3 separate regions of the Homo sapiens genome follow, and all the other regions are linked to region 1. A link is a contact called in ENCODE Hi-C data. All regions are on one chromosome and are shown on one strand. Each heading gives the region's core, a stretch centred on a gene start or an enhancer-like site at or near the end of the contact. The rest is flanking DNA. Distances are from core to core; before and after follow the strand shown. Region 1 holds the start of MCM3 (minichromosome maintenance complex component 3). Region 2 holds the start of ZNF451 (zinc finger protein 451). Region 3 holds the start of BAG2 (BAG cochaperone 2).

Region 1 (3,716 bases), core at 160-2,659:
AAATGACAGCCTTTTTGCTTTGGCTAAGGATCGATTTATCTGCCCACTAGGATGGCACAAAACATACAGTAACTATAAACTGAATAATAACTAGAAATACATATACCCACACAAATAGATGGCCTATATATTTTGTTTAGGCAGATTATTCTTAGAATATTTATCAGTACATAGTGAGTCCTGAAGACTTTAAAACATAAGCTAATAGTTGGCTGAAATTTCAGATAAAGAATTATCAAATGTCTGATGTTGGGCAATCCAGTATTTCAGCTTCTTGTTCAGTAAAATTAAAAACACATGCTGGGGCAATGGGCTTGCTCTTTATTGTGCAGAGTGGTTACATGGGTGTAAGCACAGGTAAAAATTCACTGAGCTGTACACTTAAGATTTGTGCATTTTACTGTATATACATTATATCTCAAAATAAAACTAGAAATATAAGAAAAAGCCAACCACGACGGACTGAAAACAAACATACAAATTTGGACGTGCGATGATCTTTTAGTCATTATGGTTTCAGATTTGCTGTTAGTTACTGATTGATATTTAATCAAAGTGACGTGAAACACTTTTTCCCCTCTTGAGCTGATCGTTCAGTAAGCTAAGTTACTTAAAAGGATCTTGTGATCTTTTTATAAGACCAGAAAGCCTTTAATTTACCTGTTATTAAGTAAGATGGAGTAGTAACGGTTTCCAAAATTTGTATAACACACGATGAAGTCTCTAGGGGGCAGGGTAAACACAGATTTTTTTTTTCACTTCATCCTTCTCTGCGGCGATGTCTTTATGGAGTTCGTCAGGCAACGGTATCAGATAGCAAATGGGTTTTTAACTAATCTTTCCCTAAGGTACTGTAGTTCTATATTCTATCCTATAGATTCTCAAAATCCACTTTTACACTAGGATGCCACTGGAGGGCAGTTCTGATTTGGATATATCTTAAAAATGATTTGCTTTTATGTTTTCATCTCCCTGCGTTATAAAGCACCATCCTCTGAATTTGGTCGTTGCATCGGGTCAAAAGTTCTGCAGCTTGAAAAACCCTGCAAAAACATCCGGAAAGGAGGGAGAACACTACAACTCCCAGAACGCAATGCTTTCCCTCTCGCCAGCCTGTCCCCTCCAGCTGCTCAATGACCAGCCTCTGTGAGCCTCCTCTCAGCCCTATTGGTCAGTTTGCTCGTCAGTGAGTGAGGCGGAGGGAGGGGAGGAACAGAGAATCCCGGATGGTACGTTTCCCGCCACCGCGGGGCGCGCAGCGGAAAACCCGAAGAAGAAGAAGCTTTTGATTGGACAGTCGCTAGTCCGACCTCAGAGAACTCAGCCAATCATAATGCTTATATGCTCCCAAGGTCCCCGCCTCTTCCTCGAGGTAACCTTTGGTGGCGGGAAGAGTTCGGAAGTTTTCGCGCCGGGGTGGAGTCATCCTGGGAACCTCCACGCGACTTTGGTGGAGGTAGTTCTTTGGCAGCGGGCATGGCGGGTACCGTGGTGCTGGACGATGTGGAGCTGCGGGAGGCTCAGAGAGATTACCTGGACTTCCTGGACGACGAGGTGAGGGAGGCGCCGGCGCGCGGGCTCTAGCGCTCGGAGCCCCTGCGGACGCGGCCCGGCCGGGAAGCCAGAGGCCCGCCAGACCTCCAGACCGTGTGCCGCAGCGGAGCCTGCCGGGCCCGAGCCTCCAGCCCCAATCTTGTAACTTCTCAACGCCGGACTCGCTAGTTTGTGTTCGATAAGTGAACTCTTAGGAAGCCAGCTTTCTCTTAAGTACAAGCGATGGTCCGGGCGCGCAAAAGGCGACAGGTTCCCATTAAGTGCAAGCAGATTGGCAAAGCCCACCTCGGCCTTTTGCATTTCACTGCTCTCTCTTGATTTGAGGAGACTGTGGGGGAGGGGCTGCCCTAGGGCTATAGTGACCAGCCGCGTTGCAGAGTGCTCAGATTTTAGGGACTGACGTTTTACCTGGAGGAAAAGACTCCATAATTCGGCTGCATTCTTTTTCAATACCAACTAAGATGCAGATAAAAAGTGTTTTGTGTGCAGGCCAAGGGGATTTTATGTGCAACCCAAGACTTAAAGCCATAGAATGTTGAAAAAACCATCTTGAAGGGTTGATGATGTGACCAAATAGCTGAGATTCTCTATTCCTTTAGGTCGGGGTATGAGAACCCTTTCCGTATTATAGAGATGATTGGAAAAAATATTACTTTTTACATAATTCTTAAATGAAAAGCCATTTTAATGTGACTATTAAGAGTCTGTTTTATTTACATTTTTATTGTATATATTTGAAGTGCACATGTTTTGATATACATGGTGAAATGATTACTACAGTGAAACAACATATCCATCTATTCACGTTGTTACCTTTAACATTCACATTGCTAGGTTTAACTTAACATTTTAACAAAGTTTGCACTTACTGTCCATTTAGACTTCTCATGAGCTCATTTTAATTCTCCACTAAAGACAGAAATTACAGCATGCAGAAAAGTTGTCCATGATGATGGGAATAACAGCATGGACCTTGAGGAAGTCATTATAATTCTTATAGTCCCCTCTTAGGGTGTTATTTCGAATCTAAAAACAGTGAATGAAAGGGAGAAATTGATGAGCACATACTTACTGGGGATTCAGCTCTGCTGCAGAGATTGACTTAGCTATCTGGCTATGAGAACTACTTCTGTTTAGAAACATTGTTTTTAAATTTGTGGCTATGGTGATATGTGGTGGCTGTTTTGCAGGAAGACCAGGGAATTTATCAGAGCAAAGTTCGGGAGCTGATCAGTGACAACCAATACCGGCTGATTGTCAATGTGAATGACCTGCGCAGGAAAAACGAGAAGAGGGCTAACCGGTGAGAGGCAAGGGGATATACTGGCTGTCAGTGAGAATGGCTCCCTTCCCTCTTGGCCAGATTGGAACAGCCTCTCAGGAGAGGACTTGTATGAAACAGGATTGATCTACAAGCCCTCGTAGCTCACCTGCACCTATTTTTTTTTTTTTTTTTTTCAAAAAGTGGGTGGTTGGCATTTTCCTCCCAAATGCCCCTCCTTCCAATGTTTAGCTGAATATCATTTTTATATCTTTGATAAGTTGAGGTGAAGTTGGTCCTTAGTTCTGGTATTTTACTGAGTCTTATAGGATGGTGTTTTACTGAGACTTATAGGAGAAAGCAGAAGCTGGATTTTCTCATTGTTTTTAATGATCTAAGAATGTCTGCTGTTTTGAGGATCCATTTTTTTGAGTTCTGCCCAGTCTAATTTTTCTTTCTCTTGCTTATGTACAGGCTTCTGAACAATGCCTTTGAGGAGCTGGTTGCCTTCCAGCGGGCCTTAAAGGATTTTGTGGCCTCCATTGATGCTACCTATGCCAAGCAGTATGAGGAGTTCTACGTAGGACTGGAAGGCAGCTTTGGCTCCAAGCACGTCTCCCCGCGGACTCTTACCTCCTGCTTCCTCAGCTGTGTGGTCTGTGTGGAGGGCATTGTCACTAAATGTAAGTGGGTTAAAGGGGGCCGCTTAGGAAATGAATAGACAGGGAGATGGGGAAAGCAGGAGAGGCAAAGTAGATCTGGGTAGCTTGTGGCTTCAAAGAGGTGGAGCATTGGAATTACGTGGTAAAACTTGGAGGGCTCAGTGTGTACAATGATTGGGGGACCTTGAGTAATCACATGTATTAGTAGAATGATGAATTCTGCTGAGAGCTGGAGGAGT
Region 2 (3,743 bases), core at 1,230-3,729, 4.8 Mb before region 1:
ATAAGCATTACTGACTGGAGGAGCCACATATAGGATTGGATTCCAGAGAAAAGTAAAGATTCTGTCTCTGAATATATTTTGAAATATAATTAAGCTATTATTGTCATGTAAGTGGTGCCACTTAAATGTAAAGGGAAAATTTTTAATAGGCTTCTTCTAGTATTGTAATTACACTTACAACATATAATTCACTTCTCCATGTGGAACTGTCAAACCTCTGAACCTTTATTTGGGAACAAGAGTAAGAAGTTGTATCATGTCAGATATTCAATGATTGTACATTCTTTACTCTTGATGCAAAGACGGAAGTGATCCTCTACATTCAACATAAAATTTAAAGACTCCTTTAAACCAAAGGTGAACTCAAGCCTACATTAACTAGTCACAAGCTACACTGTAATTCATTACACAAAACATTTTTCAAATATTAAGAGATGCTACTCGTGTTTCTCAAAAAGGGCCATAGTTCATAAAGAAGTATGTCATTCCTAGTATTATTTCTACTAAACACCATAAGAAAAAAATTCTCTTCACAAATATACCAAGATTCAGGAAGAACCTGAAATATCTGTCCTCAAGAGCCATGGAAACCTGTTATTAAACATACTTCAGCGCATGGTGAAGGAAAGGACAGGATACAATTCACCCCCATCCTCTACTCCAAATCCGTAGAAGATCAAAATGAAAAGGAGAGAGTACAACATACACTGGTAAAGGGAAAGAAATTCAATAAAACAATCTTGTGAAGGACTCCTAAACAAATCTATTAAAATACCATACAAAAATGAATTACCAAAATGGCCCTAATGCTGGGAAAGAAACTGTTTAATAACCAATTTTACAAGGTTTCCCAGCATCCACCATAAATGCACATCTGACACTCAACGAAAAATTCTACAGCTTGAATACCAAACTGCAACTAACTACGGCATTCCAAAAGACGAGTTGGGGACAGAACCGTTTTCTGCCTGGCGAGCTGAGATACCACTTTACGCAAAGCCTTTCTAAAACTCCAATAATTATGGAAGAAAATCACCCCAAAATACATCATAAAACACTCTCTTCTGCTTTGGAAACCCATGCTGTACAAAGTGTGCTCAGAAATCCTTATGTCCCTGCACTTGTCTGAAAATGAAGATTCCTAGGCCCCCGCCTGGAAATTCTGATTCGGTAGGTCTGCAGTGGGGCCCAGGAATCTGCCTGTTTATACTTACTAAGGCTTGAAAACTACTGTCTCAAAGGGAACAAACTCAGAAAAATAGAGCATGTTCCCAGTGATGTAGGATTCTTCATTATGAGCATCAACTGTACTATGCCGTAACATGATGATCTCAGAGGTTAGAGAAATCTTCAAGCTATTTGCCTTCATGTTAGAAGCACCATAACGCTAAGATTCTGGGCTCTCACAACCCTTCCTGTTTTCTACGTCCTTGCTCATCATTAGCAGCTCCTTCCTCCGTGTCGCCTTTAGAAGTTACTCTTGCTCCATTTCAAAACAGCGTTTTAGACACCAGCGTTTTTATCTTAAGTTTAAATGAAAGGCAGGGGGCGAGATTAAGTGTACAGCACGTTCTTTAGGACGTGCTCTTTGTGATGGCTACGGGGGTGGCTCAGATAGCTCTTTTGGTAAATTTCCCAATCCTGCGCCATGCTCCAGTGTCTAGTATGTATTAGACACTCATGAACATTAAATGACCAGGTGAGGTAACATTACATAATGGCCCACCATAGTCTTTTACTCTGGGAAAACCCCAATCATCATTGCTACTTACACTGACAAACTGAATGTCGTCTTCATTTTCATCCGTTGTTGACTCAGATGCCTCAGGGCCAGCTGGAGGGACAGATTCTATTATCTATAAAAACAAGCCAAAACATGCTTATCTGTTCAGCCACATTCGTGTAGGAAGAGAGCGTTTCCGAAAGGAACAATTAAAGACAGAGAGCTCTTGAGGAAAACGAACTGAGCACAATTTCACGGAAACCCGACTAGGAACGGAACTCGAGCTCTGGCTCTTGCCACAGAGTGTGCGGAGCTGCAGGGACCCAACGCTGAAAACGCGTTAGTTACCAGCCTCTCACAATTCCCCTTATCTACTCCAGGAGGAACGCAAGCTCAACACCGAAGGGCAATCCTGCCTTAAAACGTCGCTCCCACTGGCCCAGCCGCGGCCACAACGAACGCCAGGGCCCGTGCGGGGGGCCGGGCGGCCATTGTTGCTGCGGGTTCCTCGCTCAGACACGCACCAGGCCCCAGAGCTGGGCTCGGCCCAAGACACTGAAGAGGTATCGCCCCGAGGCTGCGACGGAGCACCAGGCCTCAGACCGCAGAAAACACAAACCCTTCGCGGTTCGCCTCTGAGAACGCCAGGACCCTCACTCGACTACTCACCTCCGACCCCGGGTCTCCCATGTCTCCGACGGCCGCGCTGACAGCACCACTGCTCCTGCTGTCCCTGCCGCCGCCGTCGCCACGAATCCCCTTCCCGCCCTGCACCGCCTGGCGCTACCGGGACCCGCCCCTGCGTGAGCGCCGACGCCACCGGCGGAAAGAGACGCAAAACCTCTTCAAAGGAGGAGCGGCCCTTACTGGCCCGCTATGCCCCCGGAGCCGCTTTCTCTCACTCCCGGGCTTCCTTCCCCGCGCCGCGCAGGATGCTGGGAATTGTAGTTCGGGTCCGCCCCGAGACCGCCCCTCGCCGGAGAGGAAAAGAACCATGCGCCTAAAAGACGCCAGCTGCAGTGGGTGGGGCGAAGCCAGGGGCCAGCTGGGTCCTGTGAGATAGCGAAGCACTGGGAAGATGTGGGAGGATGTGAAGGAGGGTTTGAGTTGGTATTTGTTTGGTTTTGGTATGGTTGTGAAGCGCAGCTCATTGATTTTTCTGTTTTAGCCCTGAAGGTGGGTGGTGGGAACGGATTTCTCTTTTTTTCCTTTCATTTTTAAATTTATGTATTTACTCATTTTTGAGGACAGGGGCTATGTGGAGGTTTAGCTGAATCCTAGGATCAGGAAAGAATCTGAAGTATCCTTACATTACACACCTCTTCCCTAGCGTCAGTCTCCCAGGCCCTGCCAGTATTAATACACCTGAGGAAGAAAATAGGGATGGGAAATCCAGGGCCCAATAGGAAAGGGAACCGAGGTCTACCTAACTATCACTAAACCCTAGCCAGTGATTTTGAAATGCACTTTTTCAATATTCTCAGATATACTGAGAGAATATGAGAGATCTATTTATAGACTGCTGTAAGGTTGACCTTTTAACCTTTTGTGTGTTCACACTCATAAACCAGTCTATAAAATAGATCTTTTATATTCAACTATGCATTTAATCTGTTCTCAGGTAATACCTTACCAAAAATTTAAAAAGGTTTTTTAAAAAAACACACCAATCGTTGTCAATAAAGTTTATGAAAAGAATTAAGTGATAACATTATTTTAGGCCAGGCGGGTCCTCACACTCTGGGAGGCCGAGGCGGGCGGTTCACTTAAACCCAGGAATTCGAGACCAGCCTGAGCAATAAGAGGGAACCTCGTCTCTACAAAAAATACAAAAATTAGCTAGGCGTAGTGGTCCTTGCCTGTAGTCCCAGCTACTCAGGAGGTTTAGGTAGGAGAATCGCTTGAGGCCGAGAGATTGAGATCCAGGCTGCAGGGAGCCAAATTCATGCCACTGCACTGCAGCCTGGGTGACAGAGCAAGACACTGTCTCAAAAAAAAAAAAAAAAAAACACAAATTATT
Region 3 (3,600 bases), core at 92-2,591, 4.9 Mb before region 1:
ACAGGAAGTAGATAAAACTTTTCAATACACCGTTAAAGTCTTTCCAAAAATCTATTAACATTAAATTGTTTAGAAATTCTATACAAGTCTACTACTGTATTACCAAATAAATTCTTAAGCAAGAAAAGGGGAAAACTATCTTTTCATGCTTTCAGGCCAGTAACTAGCACTTAGTCTTCTATGTAGGGAGGTGCCCAATAAATACCGAGAGACGAACGGAACCGCTGAATCCCGTCCGCGAGGTTAGGGGAGAAACAGAAGCGGCAACGTCTCTGCTGCACGAAGCACCCGGTAACTTACTGCCTACCCCTCACTCCTGTCTAATCTTTGCTCTCAATGGATTGCTGGGTTGGTTTTGTTTTATTCATTTTTGTTCTGAAGCAAGGAAACTTAACTTCACGTGGAGGGCCACTGTAAACTGCTGCCTCCCTTAAAAAATGCATAACGAGAAGAGTAAGTTAAAACGTTTGGGGCCACACAGAAGGTTCTAGAAGTTCTGCAGACCCAAGCTGCCACAGTCCTTAATCGCATGGAATCTCACTGTAACTTTTATCTCCTCTGATTTTTTTCCGCTCCCTAACACCTAGGTAAATTAATCAAAGTGTGGCCACCGATAACGCCCTCACAGGTTTAGCTTAAATCGAATGCGTTTTCTCTCGGACTAGGGGAGATAATCCAAGAAACAAACAAAACTACACCACGTCCATCCACAACAAATCTCAACAAGCAACTTCGGTTGCCGCAGCCTCACTGTGCCCCAGGCCCCGGCCCGCCACACGCGGCCTCCGTCCGCTAACCGCCCGCGAACCGCCCGCGCGGCGAGCAGAACGCCCGAGACCGCCCGCCCGGAGCTCACCTGAGCTCCAGCTGGTCCAGGCTCTCCAGCAGGCGGCTGGAGCGGTCAGCCATGGAGGAGGAGCGGCAGAAGCGCCCCTCGTTGGCTTTAGCGTTGATCTTCGCCTGAGCCATCTAAGCCTCCGACGCGGGGTAGCCAAGAGGTCACCGGCCCCTCCGGCGGCAGCGAGTGGAGCGCTCCTTGGGCTGCAGGCGTCGCCGTCACCACGCGGGCGCCCGCCCTCCCTCTGACGCCCGCGGGGGCAACCCGGGAGGACTCGCCGACACCGCGGCTGCAGCGTAGCCAAAGAAGGGCAGGCGCGGCGCCCGCGGGGCTCGGGGACGCCGGGCCTGGGAGGGGGCTGCAGCGGCTGGAGTTAGAGGTTCGCGAGCCACACGGGCTCGAGGATGGGCCGACAGGGGCTCGGGCCTGGGGAGCGCAAGTCTCTGAGGCACGGGAGGGGCGGACGCAGAGACCGAGCGCCTAATGTGGCTAGCGGATCGTCTGCTCCCCGGACCCAGGAACTACCCGAAGCCCGCGCGGACCCACAGACCACCCCCAGCTCCGCCCCGCGAGGCCCCGCCTCTTCATGCAACCTAAAAGTAACCAACTCCCCCCACGCGAAGGTTCCTATCGGTCGACGGGCTGTGGGTGTATTGCTCAGTGACGGCTTCGTTTAGTTTCTCCCAGCACCCATAATTCAAAGCAAGAACAACGACATTATGGGGAGAAAACGTCCTTTTGTGAAACAGAAGGCAGTAAGTACAGCTCGTAGGCAGCCCACACTCACCTGACCTTCCTGTTACCACTTTATACTGAGATGAGAGTAATGAAAGCCCGGACAACACTGAAGCTATGAAGTAAAAAAGAAAAAGCTACTCCATCTTTCCCTGTCTAGCTAGATGTGGGAAGCAAAGTGAATTTACTTCATTTTTACCATTCTAATTTTCTTTTGTTTTTGAGATGGGGTCTAACTGTCGCCCACGTTGGAGTGTAGTGGCGCGATCACGACTTACTGCAGCCTCGACCTCCCGGGTTCAAGCGGTCCTCCCACCTCAGCCTCCCAAAGTGCTGGGATTACAGATGTGAACCACCACGCCTGGCTTAATGAAGGGGTTTTAAATTTTTGCTATTAAAATTATTCCTGTTGAGCGAGCCGAGATCTCGCCACTGCACTCCAGCCTGGGCGATAGAGCGAGACCTTGTCTCAAAAAAATAAATAAATAAATAAATATTCTGAGTGAAATAATTGGCATTAAAAAGTCCTCAACTTTTAAAAATCCTGTTAACAAAAAAGATGCAGTAGGCCTCTAGGTCAGGCACCAGCTGTCGGTAAAAGACGGAATAGAGCTGAGGATACAAAGATTAGTCTACTTAAAAAGTTAGGCTTTAGTCCCCTCTCCTGATAGCTCTATGCCTCTCATTGCAAGGATGACAATGTACAGGGCACAGAAAATGATAGATAATAATAGTTTAAAGCTGAGCCACCACCTTTAATCAGAGATCAAAGCCATTTAAATACTTGAACAGAGTTGAAGCCCTTAAGGCTGGATCCCAATTCCCTCTGAACTCATTTTAAATCCTAATTAACTCTTGGGGTAGGGGATTATTTGACCTTATTAAAAATAACTTTATCATGACACAAACGAAAACAAAACACATTTTGTGAGTGGTTTGAAAGTCTATCAAGTGACTTTAGAATCATCCTGAACTCTTTTTCTCTCTTATCCTAGATCCACACCATTAGTAAACCCCATCAATTTTGCCTTCAGAATATATCCAGATTCTTCCCAATTCTACCGCCACCATTCTGGTTCAAGCTACCTGGTGAGTTTGCACCTGGAATACTACAATACCTTCCTCTCTGGTCTCCCTGCTTCTACTCTTGCCTCTCATGTACATGTTATCTCAGTGCAGCAACTACAGCAATCCTAAATAAGGCAGATCATACCATTTATTCTCAGAAACCTTCACTGGCTCCTTACCTCAAAGTAAAAGCCCAGGTCATTAGAAAAACCTCAGTAAGTTCATTTCCTATTACTCTCCTAGCTCATCCTGTCAGCCATACTAGTCTTCTTGCTTTTCCTTGAATATACTAAGCTCCTGTCTGGACCTTAACCTCCTCCACCTGGAACTCTCTTCCCGATATGTATTTTCATCCTCATTCCCTCACCTTCTTCAGGTCTTTGCTCAAGTTTACCTATCAGTGAGATCTTTTCTGACAACCCTATTAAAAATAGCAAGCCTCCCCCCAACTCCCTGTCCCTGCACTATTTATTCCCTTCCCTTCTTTATTTTCCGTCGTTACACGTATCACCATCAGATATGCAGTTTTATTGCCTTGCTTACTAACATTGTACAATCCCCTCCTCTCCACCAATATGTGCTCCACAGAGGGGTAAGGGCTTTGTTTTGCTTACTGGTATATTCCAAGTGCTTAGAACAGTTGCTGGCACATGGTGGGTACTCAATATTTTGTGATTGAATGAATTAATGAGTGAATGATGTAATGAAAAGATAAGCATCTTTGTCAATGTTAGAAACATTTACTTCTGACGATAATCCATATAGCTTTCTCTGATGTTACACAGCGATTACATCTCCTTGTGTCTAAATTAAAGTCAAAGTATGAATTTTAAGATGATTTTTAATTATTTAACAAGTAGAAATACGATCAGTGACAATTATCAATTAAAACATTAAACAACCCAGTTACCTTTTCTTAACAGTCATGATGAAATATCCCTTTCCTGTCTTATCAGAAG

The links. A loop is a pair of places that touch in the nucleus more often than their neighbours do. Pooled maps may share reads with other maps.
Region 2: a loop to region 1 is called in a pooled map, with 18 times the contacts of the local background. The contact joins the promoter of ZNF451 here to the promoter of MCM3 in region 1. A Hi-C loop is called at or near these places in 8 of 50 pooled maps.
Region 3: a pooled map shows a loop between it and region 1 (11-fold over the local background). The contact joins the promoter of BAG2 here to the promoter of MCM3 in region 1. A Hi-C loop is called at or near these places in 5 of 50 pooled maps.

The regions. Positions count from the first base shown.
Region 1 is chr6:52,282,435-52,286,150 of GRCh38, reverse strand. It overlaps MCM3 (minichromosome maintenance complex component 3), which reads left to right and starts at 1,409. Exons shown (of 17, transcript NM_002388.6): 1 at 1,409-1,554; 2 at 2,745-2,857; 3 at 3,290-3,498. The coding sequence starts at 1,477. RefSeq lists enhancers at 932-1,131, 1,452-1,531.
Region 2 is chr6:57,088,924-57,092,666 of GRCh38, reverse strand. It overlaps ZNF451 (zinc finger protein 451), which reads right to left and starts at 2,479. Exons shown (of 15, transcript NM_001031623.3): 1 at 2,393-2,479; 2 at 1,773-1,856. The coding sequence starts at 2,413. RefSeq lists a silencer at 2,421-2,490 and enhancers at 1,911-2,793, 2,661-2,810.
Region 3 is chr6:57,170,067-57,173,666 of GRCh38, reverse strand. BAG2 (BAG cochaperone 2) reads right to left here and starts at 1,341. Exons shown (of 3, transcript NM_004282.4): 1 at 857-1,341. The coding sequence starts at 969. ZNF451-AS1 (ZNF451 regulatory antisense RNA 1) reads left to right here and starts at 1,454. Exons shown (of 4, transcript NR_110742.1): 1 at 1,454-1,593; 2 at 2,569-2,662. ZNF451 (zinc finger protein 451) reads right to left here. Exons shown (of 15, transcript NM_001031623.3): 15 at 3,362-3,600. RefSeq lists an enhancer at 437-1,194 and silencers at 929-1,198, 1,249-1,328.